Linked DNA regions of Homo sapiens: region 1 is linked to region 2. The links are chromatin loops, found by intact Hi-C in ENCODE. Cell type or tissue: Caco-2. All regions are shown on one strand. Each heading gives the region's core, and the rest is flanking DNA. Links, peaks and the distances in the headings are about the cores only. Region 1 has its middle 130 kb from the start of LINC01559. Region 2 has its middle 61 kb from the start of LINC01559.

The links. Peaks named below come from ENCODE experiments on the same cell type or tissue, not always from the same donor. Only the 100,000 strongest peaks of a DNase experiment are listed, where the experiment ranks them.
Region 1: it touches region 2 in a loop (8-fold over the local background); 1 of 110 quality-filtered maps calls a loop at or near these places.

Annotation. Positions count from the first base shown.
Region 1 is chr12:13,501,878-13,504,801 of GRCh38, reverse strand. No RefSeq gene overlaps it. Among named protein-coding and RNA genes, the nearest start is that of LINC01559, 130 kb to the right of the region's middle. In Caco-2, for the core only: no CTCF peak of the experiment used is centred there; a DNase peak (open chromatin) is centred at 1,511.
Region 2 is chr12:13,435,856-13,438,779 of GRCh38, reverse strand. No RefSeq gene overlaps it. Among named protein-coding and RNA genes, the nearest start is that of LINC01559, 61 kb to the right of the region's middle. RefSeq lists an enhancer at 1-519. In Caco-2, for the core only: no CTCF peak of the experiment used is centred there; a DNase peak (open chromatin) is centred at 1,533.

The sequences.
Region 1 (2,924 bases), core at 128-2,627, 66 kb before region 2:
ACCCCACGCAGCTCTCCCAGGGTCCCCTAGCACATCTCTACACTATTTCTGAGCACATTATATTGAAATTTCCTGTTTGCATGTCCTCTTGTGGCAGGAAATTTATCAAGTTTTATCTCTAGCACCTAGCTCAATGAATGCTTGCTGAGCTGAATTTCCTCACCAAAATTCCTTCTCCCCTTCTCCTGGTACTGGGCCTGGCTCTGCTTTTCCCCTACACACACTTCCCTCTTGATCTTCACAGAAGAGATTAAAGATCTCAGAAGGGCCAGTGATGGCTGAGATTCAGCCCACCGGCAGCATTTCTTAGTCACTCTGTGAAGTCTAGTTATATTTTCTCATGCATCCTTAATAAAACAACAGCTCTACTTTGCACAAAATCAGCCTTTCTCTTCAAAGACTTTAGGGAGCTTTACAGCTCTGGCTATGATATCCTAAGTGGAACACTGTGTGGTAAGGAGAGGCCAAAAAGAGATGAAAGTGGCACATTTAAAGGCCAAAACCCAAATCAAATACATTTCTTGTGCTGTGTTTATGAGTCACTGTGGTTACAGAAATCTTTAGCTCTGCAGAATCCTGTATTTCTAGTGTTTCATTTCTAAACTTGAATAAAGCCAGGCTAGGCTAGTGTGATGTTCCAGTTTCTGAGCTTCTGACCTCAGACAGGCTGGGTAGAGATAATAGAAATCAGGCACAATCCCAAATGAGAAAATGTTTCATTTGCCTCCCCTTCCTCAGGTTTTGTTTTAGCTTTCTGAGTAGGAAATTACACATTCAGAGAAAGATGCCCCTAACTTCTTAGCCATCTATATGATGTTAATAGATGAAAATTTCGATCCTAAAAATGTGAATGGGAGAAATTGTTAAGATTGGGTAGAGGCTAATGTAATATTCGGGATTAAAGTTTTTAAGTAGGCAAGATGAATAAATTTTGGAAATTAATCAAACAACTGACAATGTTTCACCAAAGTATTTTATGTGTTTAATATACACTGTGCACATTCTCCTACAGGCATATGCAAATGTATAAACTTAACATATTAAATAGCAGACTAGGGGATGAGAAGCACTTTAGTGTATAAAATATTATTATTTTCATTATTGTTATAGCAAACTTGAACACTCTTTACTGGAATCATTATTTGCTTGGAGAAATTTGCTGAGTTTGGCAATTTTCCACTGTCATTATGAATTTCTCTTTGTCAGGCAGCAGGGCCTCTGGAAGAGAGAAGGGTAAGTAATTCAGACAACTGGTTAGAAAAGAATCCTGTTTTTTTTTTTTATCAGTTTCTTTGGCCTGAATGCTGAATCTTTTGGCCATGAATTGTCTGAACCACCTGTCCCACACCGTCCATTTCTGAGAAATAGTCACTGCATTCTTCTCTAGGTTGTCAGAGGCTGAGAGGACAATAAATGGAGATAGCCAAGGATTCTTTCCAGCAAGAACTGTCTTGATCTATAGGCATCAGAGATAAGAGAAGCCCTGGGTGCTTTGTTCTAACAGGCTACTGAGGAATGATCATGGGTGCTGACCTTGAAATGCTGATGGAAACTCAACTCAAGTTGTGACATAGCAGTCTGCTTAACCAGCAGGGCAGAGCATTTCTCCAGCGCTCTTTCAAGAGGACTGTTAGTTGCATCCTGGTGTGCAGACTCAACCAACAGGAGGAAGAATAGACAAATAGTTCTTGTTCATTGCTGTTTTGGGGGCCCTTTTGAGTTAAGCTTAGTTTTGTTTTCTTAATGTCAAATCTGGCTGCTACAGTTTTGTATATGGTCATCTCACTTTCTAATTCTAGGTTTGCAAACATGAATGAGAAAATATCCAGCCAAGTATTTGGTGCTATCTGGCTTAGGAGCCATTGACCCAAATAACTGGTATCTCACAATGTGGATGACAAGGACCATAAACCAGCAGCACCCAATCCACTTGGTAAGGGTTTTTAAACAATGGGGTATAGTTATTTTTACTAATGAATATTTTACAAATAAAAACATTTGTGCTGACCTAGTTGAAATTTGGCAGATGTGACTGTTCCAAACTCAGCAAAGGGATATTAAAATAATGAATTCAATAAAGGAGTGTTACTTTCTTAATTCAAAATTGTTTATTAACTTTATTGGTATTTAATTTTTTTCCTTTTAAAATTAATTCCATTTAGTTGAAAGGTCAGAATTATGGTTCTCTCTATATTGGGGCATATCACCCTCACCAAATTATAGACACACAGGTTAGGCCACAATTGGGCAGTCTTTCTTGCTTGAACTGTAAGAGGCACAGGAATTAACACCATTGTATTCATGAGAAGAAGTAGAAGAAGAGGGAAAGAACATTTGTTTGGAGTAACAGTTACATTAAAAAATCTGAAGCTCCATAAATCACAGAACATTTAACAAAGAATCTGACTTTTCACTGCTTTACCACTCCCCTTCACCCCATCTATTTCCTTTGTGTATTCTAAATTAGGATGTATTCCAACAGTTATCATAATAGCTCTCATTTATGCACCCCTTGCATTGCGCTACTTATTTTATATATATTTACCTCTTAAAGCCATAAAATAATCTTATGAAATGTATCATGTTTCAGCCCCATTTTACATAAAACTGAGGCACAGAGAAGCTGAAAACCTTGCCCAGTATCACAAAGCTAATAAGTGAAGGAGTCAAGACTTGAATCTAGGTAGTTCGGCCAAGAAGGGATTAACAAAGTGCCACTATTTTCCTAGCCATAGTGCAGTATCTCCGTTGGCCAAAGGAAAAGGGGGAAATTTGGATCCCCCAGATAGGATTAAATAGTAGAATTGGTCAGGTTCCCAGACTCTGGGGGCTGTGGCCATAAGTGATCTCTCTGCTACCCCATGCTCAGAAAAAGGAAATGACCAGTCAAGACAAGAAATGCTTGATTCTAATAGGGTGTGGTA
Region 2 (2,924 bases), core at 203-2,702:
AATGTGGGGTTGGAGCCCCCACACAGAGTCCCCACTGGGCTACTACCTAGGGGAGCTGTGAGAAGAGGGCCACCATCCTTCAGACCCCAGAAAGGTAGATCCATCAACAGCTTGCACCCTGTGCCTGGAAAAGCCTCAGGCACTCGACATCAGCCCATGAAAGCAGCTGCAGGTGCTGTGCCCTGAACAGTCCAGGGGCGGAGCTGCCCAAAGCCGTGTCAGCCCACCCCTTGCATCAGCATGCCCTGGATGTGAGACATGGAGTCAAAGGAGATTTTGGAGCTTTAAGATTTAATGGGTACCTAGCTGTGTTTCCACTATCTGCCCTCAGAATTATATTCACGAGATTTATCTATGTTCATCTGTGCAGCTTTATTTCATTTATTTTCACTGATGCATAGTATTTCCTTGTATGACTATATAATTATCTATTCACTCTTCTATTAATGAATATATAGTTTTCAACTTCTTGTGATTACAAATGATGCCGATACAAACATTTCTGTATATGTTTCTTATGTGTATACCTAGGAGAAGAGTTGATGGGCCACAGGGTATGAACATCTTCAATTTTACTGGGTATCACCAAGTTGCTCTCCAAAGTAGTTGCACCAATTTACACACCCATGCCAGCTGCTATTTATTAGTAATATAAATGGTCAATGTATGCATTCATTATGCACCAAATAATAACTTCTGTACATACATTATTGTATTTCATTATCACAAAATTATGAGTGAGGGATGATTGTTATCCCTATTTTACAGATGAGAACACTGAGACTTAGAAGAAGTATCTTTCCCAAAGTCACAAAGTTAGTGACAGAGCCGGGATTCGAATCCATCAACTTGAATCCAGAGAAAATGTTCTGCATCACTGTACAACACTGACTCCTTTTTCTCCTTTGAAAACAAGGCAAGATGCAAGAGGAAAAGGAAAGACTGGATGGAAATCAGATGTGTGTCCCTCCCCCTCTTCCCCCCTCCCCCCACAAAGCTTTTCTCATCCAGACATTCTTGGGACTCCATCTACTGGAAGATGAGGTATAAAATCTTATTGCGTAGGAAGAAAAGTTCAAATATGGGACTGTTCGGTGTAAATGGAGCTACTGACCAGAGTCACGCCTACAAAGACACATGATGCACTGTTCTGAAGTCAAGTCAATCTCAGCTTGAATTTATACTCCACTGCTAGCCAGATGATTTTTTCAGAAAGTCCTTTACGTGGTCCAATACTCAGTTTCCTCATCTATTAAACAGGATAATGATAATACCTACTGAACAAGTTGAGAGTCGGTTGAAATAAATGACGACATCTTGCACTGAGCCTGGCATCTGATGGGCACTCAGTAAATGTTGGCAAGTTGAATCCTTGGAAGTGGGAGATTTCAGAACCTTAAACGTTCTATTCAGTCTTTGAGATCGGAAGAACCCAAGCATCAAGGGTGTGTGTAGCCATTCACAGGAGGAATAGTCCCAGCACTGTCAGCAGGTCCCAGGGGGGTTATCACAAGGCTCCAGGCAGCAGTTACGTAATTCGGGGAAAGTGTGAGTCAGTCATATGGCACATGTGGCCATGGAACTCTGGGCAAGGAGGTGAAATACCATGTGCTGTTAGCCCCAATCTGTGATCCACATCACTCTGACACAAAGAGACCAGATCCTCCAACACAGGAGAAAAGCCATGGATGTGGTTGTGCCTTATCAGGGGGGAAGGGATTAAAAAGCAGCAAGAGCCAAAAGATAAAGTAATTGAAATTTACTTTAGCCGAAGTCAGAGATATGCCGACAGCATCCACGAGGCAGGCAGAGTTCAACTTACAAGGTGGATTCTGAAAGACATGACTCAGAAATGCACACATGCAGCTTTGTCCACTTACTCTGCCAACAACCTCTCCTAAAAGTCAGGGTAGGCTGGGGGCTAGATCAGGCTAACTCCCCTGCAGCAGTTCTGTGCTTAGTGCCACCAAGTCCAAGATAACCAAGCCTTGATCCTGGCTCTCGGGGACCTTGGCTCCGGCTCTGTCCGGCTTCCTCTGCAATGGCATTCCACGGCTATGTGCTCCTTGTTCCAGTACCCTGGGTCTATTTATTCCCCAGGACTCCTCTCCCTCCTGGAAGAGTCGAATCTCAGAAATAAATCCCTCTGAACCTGCAAGATAAATGGCCCATTATCTTATCCTACCTAAACTGTGTCCCCTCATTAAGGATCGCCACTAACACTGAGAACTTCAAGTAATCAAGGGAGATGAGGTTGCTGAGATAATCTCTTGGCACATCTCCAAGCATGCAGTGGAGCCCTGACAACTGCCAGGCTGGAGAATAAGCAGGTGTGTCATTTTTATACATTATATTTCCAAAAGGGAAAGGCCCAGAACTGAACAGCATCCTCAGCCTAATGCCACTGTAGGTTTTAGATGAAGTTGGCCTCATCTGGAAAAAGCTGGCTCTGGGAGGAGTCAAAACTAGAAAGGAGGCTCCAAATGCACCATACCCTGTTGAGGGGATGACAGCTAAGAGCATGGAGTGGTGCCCTAGCCAGAAGTCCAACCGTGAGAAAGGACTGGATCAGTTAGATGCCTAAGTCATGGGGATCATGGGAAAGGCACACATCTCATTCTGGCAATCCAATGCTCTTGAAAACCCTGAAAACTGCCAGTGAAGTTTTAAGCTGCATGAGCCATTAAAGATATTGAAAAAGGGAGATGGAGGAGAAGAAGTGAGGAAGGGCAGAGGGAGTGGGGGGAAAAGGGGAAAGGGGAGAAAGAGGAGAGAAGAGGAGGAGGAGGAGGATAAGATCTTGCCTCTTACACACAAGCCCAAGGAGCTGAATCTTATAGGAAGGAAATCTTGCCTATTCATTTGACCTGTTTTGAATGAGAATAGAGAAATAGGGCTTGCTGTTTCCAAGCTGCAAGTACTAG